Regions from separate parts of the Homo sapiens genome. Here region 2 is linked to region 1. Evidence: chromatin loops called from intact Hi-C (ENCODE). Cell type or tissue: body of pancreas. All regions are shown on one strand. Links, peaks and the distances in the headings refer to the core of each region. The heading gives the core; the rest is flanking DNA. Region 1 overlaps LOC102724955 (a long non-coding RNA gene). Region 2 holds the start of LOC107985934 (a long non-coding RNA gene).

The links. Hi-C counts contacts between places; a loop is a spot of excess contacts. Peaks named below come from ENCODE experiments on the same cell type or tissue, not always from the same donor. Only the 100,000 strongest peaks of a DNase experiment are listed, where the experiment ranks them.
Region 2: it touches region 1 in a loop (1.9-fold over the local background); 77 of 110 quality-filtered maps call a loop at or near these places.

Annotation. Positions count from the first base shown.
Region 1 is chr2:112,680,216-112,688,544 of GRCh38, reverse strand. It overlaps LOC102724955 (a long non-coding RNA gene), which reads right to left. Exons shown (of 4, transcript XR_001739643.2): 4 at 7,409-7,537. Among named protein-coding and RNA genes, the nearest start is that of NT5DC4, 37 kb to the left of the region's middle. In body of pancreas, for the core only: no CTCF peak of the experiment used is centred there; no DNase peak of the experiment used is centred there.
Region 2 is chr2:112,630,066-112,638,394 of GRCh38, reverse strand. LOC107985934 (a long non-coding RNA gene) reads right to left here and starts at 5,101. Exons shown (of 2, transcript XR_001739642.2): 1 at 825-5,101. RefSeq lists an enhancer at 7,228-7,745. In body of pancreas, for the core only: no CTCF peak of the experiment used is centred there; no DNase peak of the experiment used is centred there; H3K27ac peaks cover 244 bases.

The sequences.
Region 1 (8,329 bases), core at 244-8,243:
GAATGAGAAGATGGGTTCTGGGCTGAGGGAAAAATAAATATTTTTTATGCAGGAAACTTAAGACTGCAGAGGCTGGCCAGGCATGGTGGCTCATGCTTATAATCCTAACACTTTCAGAGGGTGAGGTGGCGGGATCGCTTGAGCCCGTAAGTGTGAGACCAGCCTGGGCAACGTGTTGAGTTGCTGCCTCTATAAAAATGCAAAAGGTAGCCAGACATGGTGGGGCACGCCCGTGGTCCCAGCTACCCGGGAGGCTAAGGCGGGAGGATTGCTTGAGCCAGGGAGGCAGAGGTTGCAGTGAGCTGAGATTGCACCACTGCACTCCCCGCTGGGCGACAGACAGACCCTGTCTCAAAAACTGTTACTGAGGGCCTGTGGGGGGGGGGGGGAAATTTTTTTGAAAGGACTACAGAGGCTTTTTGATGAGAAGATTCTCACAAAAACTACGAAGATGAATACCAGTTGCAGCTAAGTTAAAGAAAAATTAATGAGGATGATTAATCATAATAACAACCTATATGTATTTGTTGTAACCTCCTGGTTTACAGAGCACTTTCCTTTAAACTAATACAGTTGATCTTCACAGCAAGGTTCAAAGCAGGGAACATATTTTATCCAGGCTCAAGGTCATGCTGTAAAATTGTGCATCAATTCAGAAAAGCACTTTAAAGATCTAATTCATTGACTAGTACTGTTTGACATCGTTAGATATAATTGGCTATAGCATTGAAATTAACTAAAACATATTTAGCTCTTTGCGACATCCACAGAGACATCTTTGAAGTCTCTATGTTGAGTGGCAGGGCCAGGCTCAGATGTTGTCTTTTCATTCTCAGCCCTCCCCTGGCTTGCTCAGCAGCACAGCCTCCGCGTATAACCCATGGCCACGCCATCCCTTAGCTTACACGTTTGTCTGTAGAGCTAAGAGCTTGTGATTGGCCAGTATTTGCTTTTCAAAAAAATTTTTCTGGATTTACTTTTATTGTAATAAAACTTTTGTTAGAAAAAGCACCTAAATTTATGGATCACATCAAATAATCTCTGAGTTAGCCATTTCCAGGGAAAACCAGCCTGCAGACCCCGAGTGGACAGCAGGACCCTGGCGTGAGGGCAGTCAGTGCTACTCCAGAAGGCCAACACAGGGCCTGGGGGCAGTGGAGAATGGCCCCCAAAATGGGAAATAATGCACATCCAACCTGCCTCCCGGGGATGCTGGAGAAATACGGCACTGTCAATGGTAGAACTACTTTGCCCTGGGTAGACACGCGCTGCTACCATATTTGTGGGAATGTTATCATTGTTATTTTAATGGATGCCTTGTCTTCTTTCTGCCGGGCACTTTGAGTCTCTCTGGAGGGGCCAAGTCTCATGGAAACATGAAATGCTGTGTGCAGACAAACACCACGAGTTAAACGTATAGAAAGCTGGCAGGTAGGCGAGGCATGGTGGTTCACACCTGTAATCCCAGCAATTTGGGAGGCAAAGGTGGGAGGACTGCTTGAGCTCAGGAGTTTGAGACCAGCCTGGGCAACATAGTAAGACCCCATCTCTAAAAAACAATAAATAAATAAAAATTAGTAGGGCATGCTGGTGTGCGCCTGTAGTCCCAACTACTTGGAAGCTGAGGTAGGTGGACTTGAGCCCAGCCTTGGCAACAGAGCGAGACCCTGTCTTACAAAACAAAAAGAAAAAGTGCTGGCAGATGGCTCCTCAGGAAGGTCTCAGGAGATCTGCTGCCTGAGCAGCTTGTTGGGGAGCCCTGCCTACACGAAGCTCATAGCCAAAGTCATTCTGACGCTGAGAGATAACTTGGCCTTGTCTCCTCCCGCCTTCACGGCCCCCTCCCTGCTTGGTAAGCCCCGCTCCACTGCAGTCACGGTAGTCCTTACGCTGGAGCTGAAGTTGGTTCTGCCTCTCCAATTGCCTGTGAGCTGCAAGGAGGCCAGGACTGTGCTTCAGGCTGTGGAAGGAAGTCAGAGAATGGGAGGAGCCGCCTGTGGGGAGCAGGAAGGCTTGGGCCCTGGGTTCCTGCTCAGCCAAGGAACACCTGTAGGTTTCTGAACCTCTTTTTCCATCTGTAAAAGGGGGAAATAAGCCCTGCCTACCTCATCAGGCTTACAGCTGCACTGTCCATTATGGTAAGCACTAACCACTGTGGCTAATGAGCCCGGGAAGTGTGGCTAGTCCCAATTCACATGTGCTCTAAGTGGAAAATATGCACCAGATTTCAAGGCCGGTACCAAAAACTGTTATCAAGTCCCTCAGTAATTTTTATGTTGCTTATGTGTTGAAATAACATTTTTGATATATTAGGTTAAAGCACATATTATTAAAATTAATTCTCGCCAGACACAGTGGCTCACGCCTGTAATCCTAACACTTTGGGAGGCCAAGGCAGATGGATCACCTGAGGTCAGGAGTTCAAGACCAGCCTGACCAACATGGTGAAACCCCATCTCTACTAAAAATGCAAAATTAACTGGGCATGGTGGTGCATGCCTGTAATCCCAGCTACTCGGGAGGCTGAGGCAGGAGAATCGCTTGAACCCAGGAGGCGGAGGTTGCGGTGAGCCAAGATGGCACCATTACACTCCAGGCTGGGCAACAAGAGCGAAACTCGGTCTCAAATAATAATAATAATTAATTTCATCTGTTTTGTTTGTTTGTTTGTTTGTTTTTGAGACAGGGTCTCACTCTGTCGCACAGGCTGGAGCGCAATGACATGATCATAGCTCACTGCAAACTCCAACTCCTGGACTCAAGCAATCCTCCCATCTCAGCCTCCTGAGTAGCTAGGACTAAAGGCATGTCACTGTACCCAGCTAATTTTTCTGTGGAGATGGGGTCTCTCTATGTTGCCCAGTCTGGCTCAAACTCCTGGGCTCAAGCAATCCTCCCACCTCAGCCTCCAAAAGTGCTAGGATTACAGGCATGAGCCACCTTACCCAGCTTGCCTGTTTCTTTTTAAAATGTGGCTTCTAGAGAAATTACAGTTACATATGGGCTCATATTATGTTCCTACTGGACAGTACTGGTACAGCAATGAGCTACTTGGATGGATGGAGTTATTAGAACTCTATTTCTTCTGTTCTCTTCTCCTTGAATCTTGCAGAATGTGGCACAGGCAGAAGGAGGCTTGAAAAATCCCTGTCCAAAATAAAAGTCTTAGGTTTTTCATCTGAAAGAGTCAGATACTCCAGCTACCTCCACTTCCCACCCCTCAATGCAGATAAACAAACAGGCGTGAGCCACCGGGCTATTTATGATTTTGACAACTGCTCTCCAAAATGTTGTAACTTTCCACCCCTCCAGCAATACATGAGAGTACCCATTTCTTCAACCCTTCCTAATACAATTGGGGTTCTATCATTTTCTTCATCTTTGCCAGTTTAATAGGTAAAACTTCCCCTTCTGTGCTTACTGCAGAAAACTGAAACTTGTTCCTGGGTTACTGACCATATGTCTTAGTTTTTAATAACTTTCCTCATCCTACCTTTTCTTTGCCCATTTTTTCTTCTGAAGTCTATTGTCTTCTCATTTCTATGAGCTCTTTGCATATTAAGGACATTAATTCCTTGTCTCACATGCTGCAGCTCTTATTAGTCTTTTATATTGTCTGCGTAGTGTTTTTTTATGATTATTGAGTTAAACCTCTGAGTACTTCCTTTACGTTTGTGCTTTGTGTGGTTAGAAAAATCTTTACACCATAAGGATGAACTTATCTGTGTTTTCTTCTAAATTTATTATGGATCTTATTAATGATTCCACTTATTAAAATTTAGGTTTTACCTGACTTGAAATTATTTAAGTTGTGGTATGATTCAGAATCTAACTTCGTTTTCCTCTCCCAAATGGCTAGCCAGTTGTTCCCACTATCTCATGTATCCCAAGACTTCACCACAGTGACACTGTGGGACGTTTTGGGCTGGGTAATTCTTTGCTGTGGGAGGCTATTCTTGCACTGTAGGATGTTTAGCAGCGCCTCTGACCTCTATCAGATTCCAGTTGCATCCCCTCAGTTGTGACAACCAAAAATGTCTCCAGACATTGCTAAGTGCTCCCAGGGAGACAAAACCACCCACAGTTGAGAATCTTTCCTTTTCCCAGTGATTTAAAATATCACTTTTACCACACAGTAAATTCCCATATATCATATATCCTTGCGTCTATTTCAGGCCTTTCTATTCTGTTCCAATGAGTTGATGTCTATTCTTGGACTAGTAGCACCAAACTGTTTGCATTATTGCAGTTTTGTATTAACTTTTAAATCAGTTTATGTTCTTGCTCTCCCCACCTCTTTCTTTTTTTTAATCCACCACAGAGGACAGTTAATCTTTTTGAGCTATCAGGTGAGAATGCAACAAGAGAGACCCACGCAGAATCTGGGGCAAGGGAGAGCCCCACCTTCGAGTCAGGGAGTTGCACATTGGGTGGGACCAGCAGGCGCATAGCTGCCTGAGGCTGATAGGAGAAAGGGCGCCTGATAGGACCTGGAAGCCTATCTCCAGGGTCATCTGGTAAACCTGGCGGGAAGGAGCTACAGAAAACAAAAACAGGAAGTGGGGCAGTGTTTTGAGCTGCTGGTATTACTAAGTCAGGATGGAGAAAGAATGGGGATGGGAGGACAGGATCTTTGTGATTATTTACAGGGTATCTAGGCTTCCGTTGTTTCACAAGTAGTTAAATAAAGCCCACTAGGGAATTAACCGTTCAAGCCTCAGTTATGTCTAATGGGCATGACTGATGGTACACTCCCTCAGGACAGGGAATTTCGGTCCCCCTCATGTCTGGAAGGGACGGTCCCACCTCTTCCAGCAACTACTGGGATGTGCAGCTCAGGGCGGCCTGTCCCGAGGAGCCCACAGCAAGGGCTGCCAGCATTTCAGTTCTGTCTTCTCAGAAGGGCCTAGCCTTTGTTACCAAGTTGTTTCCCCCATGCCAGGGGCTGGAGCTTTGTCTCTGACCATCCAACAGCTCAGAGAGAAGTAGTGACTGGTATCCCAGGGGTACCAGTTAGGATGGTTTCAGTTTCAAGAAACGAAAAGCACAACTCAAACTGGCTTAAACAATAAAAGAAATGTATAGGCCCACATCACAGAAAAGTCCGCAGGAAGGCTTCATCCAACAGCTCAATGATGTTGCCAGGACCCATTGCTTTCCTTGGCTCCCTGCTGTCTTCCCCATGGGAGTGGCATCCTGGGTACAGGCCTGGACTCCTGTGTTCTCCAGAGGAACACCTGGGGCTGCATGCTCTCCTTTTAAAAGCAGCAGAGCCGGGCGCGGTGGCTCACGCCTGTAATCCCAGCACTTTGGGAGGCCGAGGAGGGCGGATCATGAGTTCAGGAGATCGAGACCATCCTGACTAACATGGTGAAACCCCGTCTCTACTAAAAATACAATAAATTAGCCGGGCATGGTGGCGGGCACCTGTAGTCCCAGCTACTCTGGAGGCTGAGGCAGGAGAATGGCGTGAACCCGGGAGGCGGAGCTCGCAGTGAGCCGAGGTCGCACCACTGCCCTCCAGCCTGGGCGACAGAGCGAGACTCCATTTCAAAAAAAAAGCAGCAGAAAGTTCTTTGCTCCAAAATCCCCGCAAAAGTCCTGAGATTCACCCTGAATGGACTAGAGTTGTTCACATGCCCATCCCGGAAGACAGAATTGGCATGCCTTGATGGGCTTAGAGCTGGAATCACTGAAGTCCCCCACTGGAAGTCTGAGCCTGTTGGGAAGGGGAAAAGGAAGAGGGAACGGATGCCGGGATATCCACAAGTGTCCACTGCATCAAACTTCCCAAAGGGATTGACTCTTTGTTCGGGGCTCAGTCTTTTAAAATGTTAATCTGACTGGGCCGATGCACCTAAATAATAATAATAAATCCTCCTCAACCCCTCGGTATCCCTGGTTCCTAAATCATCCAGCAACACCCCCACTGGAAGTCTGAGCCTGCTGGGAAGGGGAAAGGGAAGAGGGAACAGATGCCGGGATATCCACAAGTATCCACTGCATCAAACTTCCCAAAGAGACACAAAAGGAAGCAGTCTCCAAATACTGGTGTCATTCGAGAAGCTTTGCTTCCTATGTCTTCAACAGTCTCCTAATATCATCTGCCTCTGTCAGGCAAAGCCAGGTTCTTGCTGCACGTGCTGGCCAGTCCCTCAATGAAGCGCACACACAAAGCTCTAAGTGACGGGGTTCCCGTGACAAATGTTTTTTCTGGGAAATAATTGTGGCTATTACAGCAAAAAGTGCCCTGATGAAGCAAGCTGGTCTGCCATAGCCACTGCCTTCCTGAGATGCTTGGCTGCGCCTGGGTGACAGGAGGGCTCCTCAGGAGGAACCCAGCAATGAAGCAAGTCCTAGCCTAGCGCCAGCCCAGTGGCTTTGCAAAGGTAATGCCTGGACAGCCTCTGCTGCTCTCCAAAACATGTTTCTCAACACAGGTCCCAGCAGTTTTGTGTCACCATCAAGTAGATCAGCAGCTCCTACCCATGACATCTGCTCTGCTCGGCATAAAGTTCTGCAAGGTGTGGTGGAGGCCAAAAGGATAGAAGATGAGCCCTCTCTTTCACAGAGGCAGGGGGCAAAGCAAGGCTTGACCTGTTATGGTACCAGCATGCCTGAAGATTCCCTCAGCGGTCAGGGTAGACCAAGCTGCTACAGGCAATGGGTTGCACTGGGAAAGCCAGCATTGCATGCCAGGCATTCAGAAAACGGCAGCAATATCAATGCCATTTTAATTATGCTTGCACCTCAAGACTGTTTTGTTTTGTTCGTTTTTTTGAGACAGGGTTCCACTCTGTCACCCAGGCTGGAGTGCAGTGGTGTGATCTCGGCTCACTGCGGCCTCAAACTCCTGGGCTCAAGTAGTCCTCCCTCCTCACTTCCCAAGTAACTGGGACTATAGGCCTGTGCCACCAGGCTGGCCTATCAGACTGTTTTATTTATTTGTTTATTTATTTTATTTTATTTTTTGAGACAGAGTTTTGCTCAGGCTGGAGTGCAGTGGTGCAGTCTCGGCTCACTGCAACCTCTGCCTCCCGGGTTCAAGCAATTCTCCTGCCTAGCCTCCCGAGTAGCTGGGATTACAAGCTCCCACCACCATGCCCAGCTAATTGTTCTATTTTCAGTGGAGACGGGGTTTTACCATGTTGGCCTGGTCTCAAACTTCTGACTTCAAGTGAGCCGCCCACCTTGGCCTCCCAAAGTGCTGGGATTACAGGTGTGAGCCGCCGCGCCTGGCCTATCAGACTGTTTTAAATCCAACACTTCACCTTAGGAGATCTCACCAAGAGTACAAGGCTCCAGCAATAAAACCCCAGAAATGGGTAACAGAGGCATTTCTACAAAGCCCCAAATCACCTCCCTTGTGCTTTATTTTCCTTCTCCTTCAATCACCTGCTGATTTTTATTGACTTTGAAGACCCTAGAAGCACAGGTCACAGGTTCTGTGGTAGGGACTCCGGTCTCTGAACACATGTAGAATCTCAGTCTCTGTGGTATCCAGATCTTCTGCCGGCTGCATGCTTTTCAGGAGGAGCTATTGCCAAAGCACACACCAAAATGGTTTCAATGGTCCGTAAATAATTTTCCATGCACTCAGATTCTCCTTAGGAGGAGCAATCCAATTGGCATCTAGTAGTCTCATTTGTCTTAGATTTGGAAATGCTCCCACCTTACTGGTTGGAAGTTTTCTCTGTGTGTGGGCACCTGGTAAACTGTCTCCGCTTTGCTTTCACTTTCCCCACCACTGCACTGGTACATTCCCTAATGTTCTGGCCGTGTGACCTTGGATTGCCTTCTTTACCTCTACAATGCCTTAGTCCTCTCATCTGTAAGATCAAACTTCCAGATTGAGTTATTGCAAAGAGTAAATAAGTGAAAGCAAATGAGTGTTAAATTAAAGCAGGCCAGGTGAGGTGGCTCATGCCTGTAATCCCAGCACTTTGGGAGGCTGAGGAGGGGGATCACCTGAGGTCAGGAGTTTGAGACCAGCCTGGCCAACATGGTGAAACCCTATCTCTACTAAAAATGCAAAAAGTAGCCAGGCTTGGTGGTACACTCCTGTAATCACAGCTACTCGGGAGTCTGAGGCAGGAGAACTGCTTGAACCTGGGAGGCGGAGGTTGCAGTGAGCCAAGATCATGCCACTGCACTACAGCCCAGGTGACAAGAGCGAAACTCTGCCTCAAAAAAAAAAATAAACAAAAAATTAATTAAGGCAAGCTATGACTAATTTCATACCACTGTAATTACTGTCTGATTTCCATTGGCCAATCCCATCTAAAAATGACATGACACGAGAAATCTAAATTATATCTATTTCATAATT
Region 2 (8,329 bases), core at 136-8,135, 50 kb after region 1:
CAGTGACTTCAATTGCAAATACCCTATTCCATTGTCCCCACTAGAATTCATATTTATCAGACTTGTATTCTGATTATTTCATAATATATGGGCACCGAAACAACCAGACTAATAGGGGAAATAGTTTAGGGCAAGAGGAGCTCAAGATTTTTAAAAATTATTATAAAAATAATACATGCTCGCTGGGTGCAGTGGCTCATGCCTGTAATCCCAGCACTTTGGGAGGCCGAGGCGAGTGGATCACCTGAGGTCAGTAGTTCAAGACCAGTCTGGCCAACATGGAGAAACCCCGTCTCTACTAAAAATACGAAAAATTAGCCAGACATAGTGGAGCATGCCTGTAATCTCAGCTACTCAGGGAGTCTGAGGCAGGAGAATTGCTTGAACTCGGGAGGCAGAGGTTGCATTGAGCCAAGACCACACCATTGCACTCTAGCCTGGGTAACGAGAGCGAAACTCGGTATCAAAAAAAAAAAAAAATTAGCCGAGCATGCCTGTAATCCCAACTACCCAGGAAGCTGAGGCATGAAAATCTCTTGAACCTGGGAAATGGAAGTTGCAGTGAGCTGAGATCACATCATTGCACTCCAGCCTGGGAGACAAAATGAGACTCCTCTGTCTAAAAAAAAAAAAAAAAAAAAAAAAGCTCATGTAAAAACTATACCATAGAGAAGAATATCAAGTGAAAAATGCTCCTCCTTAGAATCTCAACTTTCTAGTCTAACCCCCCGACATAACTACTTTTAATCATTACTTGTAATACACACACACACACACACACACACACACACATAGGTATTTTCACTATAATATATAGTGTATACCTTTTTTCTTTTAATCAGATGAAATCATACCATGGGGTTTCGCAACTTGTTCTTGATACCTTTGCACGTCACTGCATATAGATCTTCTTGCACGCCTTCTTTTATTATCTGCAGTGGAATAGACCATTATAAAGCACGTCCTTATGCAAGTGGACTCTCTGGGTCATGGGCTATGCAAATATTTTCATTTTATATGATATTGCCAAATGTCCACCCAGCACATAAGAGAAAATGCCAATTTCAAGGCTGGGGATGTTTTTTGATCCCCTTCTGATTACATATGGCTGGTGGTGTCATGGCCCATCCATATCTCCTTTGCCAACATTAATCCCGGCTTTGGCATCTCTTTAACTCTCAGTAGAATGAAATCTTTGGACGCTGATCCTCAGCAGTGAGGCATTTTCTTTGCCTTCTCTTTCCAACTCTGTAGTGGTCATTGATTAACAAGCCTGTCTCTCCCTTTCACTGGCCCTTTCCATTTAGACCCTGGCCTCTTTCCTCACTCCATCCTCCTCCCAACCTGCACTTTCTGGAACAGCCCCACAGGGCCCAGCTGGTGGGTGCCTCCTTCCCCAGGGGTGTGGGGTGTATGGTTGGTTTTGTGGCAAGGTCATCCTCATGGTCACCACCTTGCTTGTTGATGTTCCCTGCCATTGGCATGGTGGTTGTTATGGGATCAGCATGGGTAACCAAACCCTGAAGAGACACAGCTTTGCTGCTAGGAATTTTAAATCTGTAGTTCCTTACTGTCTCGCCAAAGGCTGGCTCTTAATAGCTCTTGTTGCCAGCGGCGCTGATGATGAAACCAGCCCTCGCCCTCACCTTTCAGTGGTTACCCACTTTCACTTCCCATCTGTCTGCTTATGCCTTGGCCGAAACAGGGACCACTCAGTGCCTCACTAATGTTTACAGCCCTCTGGATGATTTCTAGCCACCAGCTCTGATGGGCCCTATGATGAAGGAAGAAAAGAAGAATCAGTAGCAAACGGGAAAAGGAATAATTGCTGGTGCTCTGGGTCCCAGCCCTGGGCTTTGAACACCCTTGGCCATTCCCAGAGAATGCCTGGTCCATCCAGTTGCCTGACTTCCATGCTGCCTAACCACAAGAATAAAGACCAAGGCCTGGGGGTACTGGGGCCAGGTGCAGGCTGGTAGGCCTGGCACACAGTGGAGGGATAGGGGATGCAGCCTGTTGTGAAATCCAAGATTAGCATCTCCGTCTACCCCGTCCACCTCATCTGCCTCTTTCTGTCTCATTTTCTCCTTTGTCCTCAGCAAATTCAGCACTTCCTTCTCACTGTCTCCTTCCCTTTTGCCTCCAAACATCTATGCCTTCCTTTTTCTTCCTACCCATCACTTCCACTGCCTGTTCCCTGAGATAGCAGTCTCTACCAGTCCACCTTCCTTCCCCTGCACCTGCTCTCCTCTACCCTGAAAGGTATTGCCCGTTTCCGCACCCCTGCTGAAAATCTTGTTGCCCCTTAGCTTCAGACGCCCCAGCCTCTTCTCAGCACTCTTTCTGAAACCTCTGCAATTGGTAATGCTAATAGAGCACTTCCCTAGGACTGTCTTCTCCCCTGACACCTGTGTACACCCCACCTCTCCAGTTCCACAACAATTTCCTTTTTCCTTATCCCCAGTATCTGTCCCTCCACATTTTTTTCGGGGTTTCACCGAATCCATCCCTGCCCTAAATCATCACCTCCACATGCACTTTTCCACCAGGCCTCCATGTCCTGCCCCATAGCTCTCAATGTAAGCTGCATATCTCTTCTGTTAAATATAACATTTAAACCAAAATGTCTCAGCTTCTCACCTCCCACCCTGAGCAACCTCCCTCTCATGATTCCCCTGCTTCAATAACCAGAGCTGCACCTCTCTTACATACTCTGAAGCTTCAAGCCTGGTGTCCTTTGAATCCAACTTCCACACGGCATCAGTCTTTACATCCTCTGAGATTTCTCCCAAAGCAGTGCCTCTCCTGAATCAGAGCTCCCCACTCTGCCACCTTTTCCAGATTATTGATTCCTGGGTGGCCCAGTCCTGTACACTCTCCCCATGTGCCTTCATCATCACTCCCTTACGCAGACACCTCTCGGGGCCCTCTGTTTGTGGAATGGGGCCCAGCCATGCAGATTTTCTCCAGTCCATACCCTCGTGTCCTTCCCCACTGGGGAACCTCCCTCTCCCATGCTCATCCCAGGGCTGACTTCCCCCAGGCCGTGTGCACCTCACCTCTATGCACCCCTTTATCATCTGTGGGAGAAGATCTCTTCTCTAAATTCAACTCAGAAATGCAGATGACTGCCCCATGCATTGGGTCTGCCATTGTCCTCCCTCTTTGCCTGTATACTTGTTTTGTTTTCCCAGCAAAATCAGAAGCTCCTGGAGCGCCTTTGCATTTCTTCATGCCCTGCTAAGGTGGGGTTGGTAAATTCATAAACTCAGGGGCAAGGCCAGAATGCATATACAACAGGTAGACAAGAAGGACGGTGTTGGCCGCACAAAACCCATCTATAGATTGAATGGACCCGTGGGCCGCACCAGTTTGAGATCCTTAGCCAGGTGCCTGGCCCTGTCAGTGAGTCCATGAATCCTTTGTGGTGGATGCCCCAGAGGCAGCAGTCAGTCCCCAGCGTCCGGCAGACTGTTGGAGTGGGTGACCTGATTTCCCTGGCCTGGTGTAGAAGGAGCAGCCTGCCTCAGCAGGCACAGAGGTGTCAGCTTCTCACTCCGTGGGCTGTGCTGCACCTGAAGTCAGGTGCTGCCACAAGGCTCTGGTTTCCTGTGAGATCTAACCAGCGGTCGCTTTTCTCACTCATATACTAAGGAAAGAGTGGGCCTGCCCTTCCTCCACTCATGACCCACTCAAAGCTGCCCAGACCAAGTTTACCTGGAGTTTGTGCGGGTGATTTTGGCTGGGCAGCACCTTTATGCTCTGAAGCATTTGGGAGATGGGGATAGGGGTGGAGACAGAAGGACAAGAGGAGAAAGGCAGAGAGCAAGATGCAGGGGGAACGACGCCCTGGAAACCGGGGCCCTATTTTCACTCCTGTGGCCTGCCTTCCACCCCTACCCCTCCCACTGCCCCAGGCTAAGTCCACACGGCAGCCCTTGACACCTCTCAGGTGCTTCCCAGCCTCCAGTCTCACTCCACCCCACCCAAGCTACACAGGCGGTGAGACTCAGCCGCTGAACCGTGAGTTTCACAAAGCCTTTCCCCATGACCACTGCCTGCAAAACAAACTCCAGACCGCTCTGTCTGGCTGGAGCTTTCCATGACAGGGCCCTTCACTGTCTGTCCAGCTTTATTTTCCTCTGTTTCACCACGGGAAGAATGTATTCTGCCCGGTCCGGCTTGTCACCACCATACCTTAGAACGTTAACTTCTTCAGGAATGTGAGCTGCTCCCAAGTCTGTCCCCGCATTCTCCTCCTGGTAGCAAGCCTGGGGAATGGCATAGTTACCCTAATTCCACAGATGAGGAGAAAGGGGTCAAAGAGTTCAGGTGCTTCTCAAGACCACAGCACGACAAGCAGGAGAGCTAGTCTCAACGCAGGCCCTTTTTGCTCCACAGTTCAGGGTCTTCCCACGTAACTTTACTTAAAGGAAAATTGTAAGCTCCTGAGAATGTGGGCTAGGCCGTACTTGTTTTGTTTGTAAATGTGTACATGGGTGTCTTGGTTCATTCAGGCTGCTGTAACAGAGGACTATAGACCAGGTGGCCTGTAAGCAACAGAAATTCATTTCTCACAGGGAGGCTGGGAAGTCCAAGATCAAAACGCCAGCAGAATCAATGTGTGATGAGGGCCTGCTTTCTGGTTCATAGACAGCTGGCTTCTCACTGTGTCCTCAGATGAAGGAAGGGGAGAGGAAGCTCTCTGGTGGTCTCTTTTATAAGGGCACTAATCCCATTCATGAGGTCTCCACCCTCATGACTGCATCACCTCCCAAAGGCCGCACCTCCAAATGTTATCACATTGGGAATTAGGTATCAACACGAATTTGAGGGAGAGTTTTTTGTTACCTTTTTTTTTTTTAGATGGCGTTTCACTCTTGTTGCCCAGGCTGGAGTGCAATGGCACGATCTCAGCTCACTGCAGCCTCCACCTTCCAGGTTCAAGCGATTCTCCTGCCTCAGCCCCCCCGAGTAGCTGGGATTATAGGTGCGTGCCACCACACCCGGCTAATTTTTTGTATTTTTAGTAGAGACAGGGGTTTCACCATGTTGGCCAGGCTGGTCTTGAACTCCTGACCTCAGGTGATCCGCCTGCCTCGGCCTCCCAAAGTGCTGGGATTACAGGAGTGAGCCACTGTGCCCGGCCACAAACATTCTATCTAGTGACATTTTATCTATTGCTCATGGGTTACAACTACAATATGTAACAAAACAGAGCTAGGTAAATAATTAAGAGGAACAGTCATGCATTTTCTTTGGTTTGGTTTTGTTTCTTCTTCTTCTTTTTTTTGAGACACTCTTGCTCTGTCGCCCAGGCTGGAGTGTAGTGGCACTATCTCTGCTCACTACAACCTCCTCCTCCCAGGTTCAAGTGATTCTCCTGCCTCAGCCTCCCAAGCAGCTGGGACTGCAGGCATGTGCAACCATGCCCGGCTTATTTATTTATTTATTTTTTTGAGTTGGATCCTCGCTCTGTCACCCAAGCTGGACTGCAATGGCGTGATCTCGGCTTACTGCAACCCCTGCCTCCTGGGTTCAAGTAATTCTCATGCCTCAGTCTCCCTAGCAGCTATGATTACAGGCACTTGCCACCACCTTCAGCCTATTTTCTTAATTTCTTACTTTTTTTTTTTTTTGAGACAGAGTCTCGCTCTGTCACCCAGGCTGGAGTGCAGTGGTGTGATCTTGGCTCGCTGCAACCTCCGCCTCCTAGATTCAAGTGATTCTCCTGCGTCAGCCTCCCAAGTAGCTGGGACTATTAATTTCTTAAGTGGTGGCCAGGCGCGATGGCTCATGCCTATAATCCCAGCACTTTGGGAAGCCGAGGTGGGCGAATCACAAGGTCAGAAAATCGAGACCATCCTGGCCAACATGGTAAAACCCCATCTCTACTAAAAATACAAAAATTAGCTGGGTGTGGTGGTGCACCTCTGTAGTCCCAGCTACTCAGGAGAGTAGGACTCTCCAGCTGAGGCAGGAGAATCGCTTGAACCCGGGAGGCAGAGGCTGCAGCTAGCTGAGATCATGCCACTGCACTCCAGCCTGGGTGACAGAGTGAGACTCTGTCTCAAACAAACAAACAAAAAAATTTATTAAGTGGTGACGTTTCTACACAAAGTGAAGGGATAACCGAGTTCTGTAATTGAATTACATCACTGCTCCCTGCCCTTCTGCTCCACCGCGGTGTACCCTGGCCTGCCTTTCCCCGCTGTGGCTCCAGAGCCAGTGGTGACCCCCTGCCCAGGCAACAACAAGGAAGAGATGGGCACCTCTAGACCCCAAGATGCAAAAGTTCCTCTCCTCCCATTCACACACTCTTTTTGGCCAGCATTTCCCTGGCCGGGATCCCTCCAGCAGCTCAGTTGAAGAGCTAGCCACCTAAAAAAGATTTGCATTACAGTACAGTGTGACAAGAGCCATCGTAGAGCTGTGCACACAATATCGCTGGGGTACCAGGTGGAGTCTGGGGAATCTTTGTGAGTTAGGGATGGGTATGTTAAAGGAGTGAAGGAAAGATATAAAGTACTGAACAGGAAAGCTGCAAAGAGCAGGCCCTAGGAGCTTGAAGTCCATCATCGTCAGTAAGCCCCGCCTTGGCTTCTGTTTCTTAATGAGGCCAGACTCTCTCAGTCTGCAGATCAGAGCAAACAGAAGCCCTCATCTGTTTATAGTTTAATCCTAACCTGATCCTAGCTTGGAAGCAAAGCTTCTCTCACTTTAGCAATGACAGCTTCTCCGTACACTTTAGGACCATGGCTTTCCACCTACAAGTCCCCACAAGCACTTTTTAAAAAATGAAATTAAAGAAAATATCAGAGTGCATCCAACAGAGTAAGTATTATTTCATGAAACTTTTGATTCAGTGACATGTGTGTATGAGTCTGGGTGGTAATGTCAGATGTATTTCTTACTGAGATTTTAAAAGTTAAACTTTAAACGTTTAAAGGAAAACATCTGTTCATCAAATATTAAGTATGATCAGAAACTGTATCTTGTTCTAGGGTAAAGAAAAGAGCAAGACTTGGCTCCTTCACTTAGGAAGCTGTGAATCTGGGGGCGAAAAGACAAACATACCGCTAGGACAGGATGTGAAAACCACACTGACAAAGTGGCGTCAGGGTGCCTGGAGTTGGGAGGAGGAGCCAGCACCTTCCAGGAACCCCAGTGCCCCTGGAGGAGGTGGTGTGTGGGCTGGTCCTGAAGCGGGCTGCAGGAGGAAGCGTGTTCTCGGAGGGGATGGGGGCGTGGATGGACAGCTGTAGCCTGGTGTGGGAATCCAGGGCAAGGGGCTGCTGGACCAGGCTTGGGCAGAGGTGCCAGGAGGGACACAGGGGCAATGATGACAGGGAGGAAACGATCAAAGCGGACCAGATATTGACTTTATCTTGTGGGAGATGTGGGAGATATATATGTGTGTGTGTGTGTATACACCACACACACACACACACACACACACACACACACACACACAGTGGCACAATCTCAGCTCACTGCAACCTCCGCCTTCCAGATTCAAGCAATTCTGCTGCCTCAGCCTCTCCCGAGTAGCTGGGATTACAGGCACCTGCCACTATACCCGGCTAATTTTTGTACTTTTAGTAGAGGCAGGGTTTCACCATGTTGGCCAGGCAGGTCAGACATGTGTGATATTTTTTGTTGTTTCAAAAGGGGATGACAATGGGAGGCAGCGACTTGAGGGCCAAATGTTGCATTTGTCCTCGTTTCAAGGATTTTTTGGGTTTATCTGAACATTCGTCCTGATTAAAACTTAGGATGCCGTGAAGCAGTGGTCTGATAGGAATTCTCCATGTTTTCATTTTGTTCATGTTTCCTGCTTGCCCTCCAGCTAGACCCAGCGTTGGTATGTGGCCACCTTCCTTTCCCACAAAGCCTTTTTGCTTTCCTATTTTTTCTCATTATCCCCACTGTGCACCAACTCCAGCTGCGGAAGGGACCCAGAAGGGGAGAAGTGTTTTCTTCTAACACCTCTCCTCACCCCTGGGGGCTACAGGCAAGCTGGCTTTAGAAAGAGACAGCAGGGCTGAGAACTTGCTTTTCAGCTCAGCAAACAGGGAGTGGCTTAGAAAGTAGAGACAAAAGAGAAAAGCAAAAACAACTAAAGGAGCAAACGTTTTGTGCAAAAACATTTTTTAGTCGCAGATCCAGAATATAGAGTCTGCCTTCTCCTAGGTAATCTCTTGGAGCCCAGTAATTGAAAGGGGTGGCAAATATCCAATATCTAAATGTAGCTGTCTAAGGGCTAAAGTTAGGGACTGGAATTTACCAACCTCACCCCAGCCTCATTGTGGACTTCTTCCTTCCATGA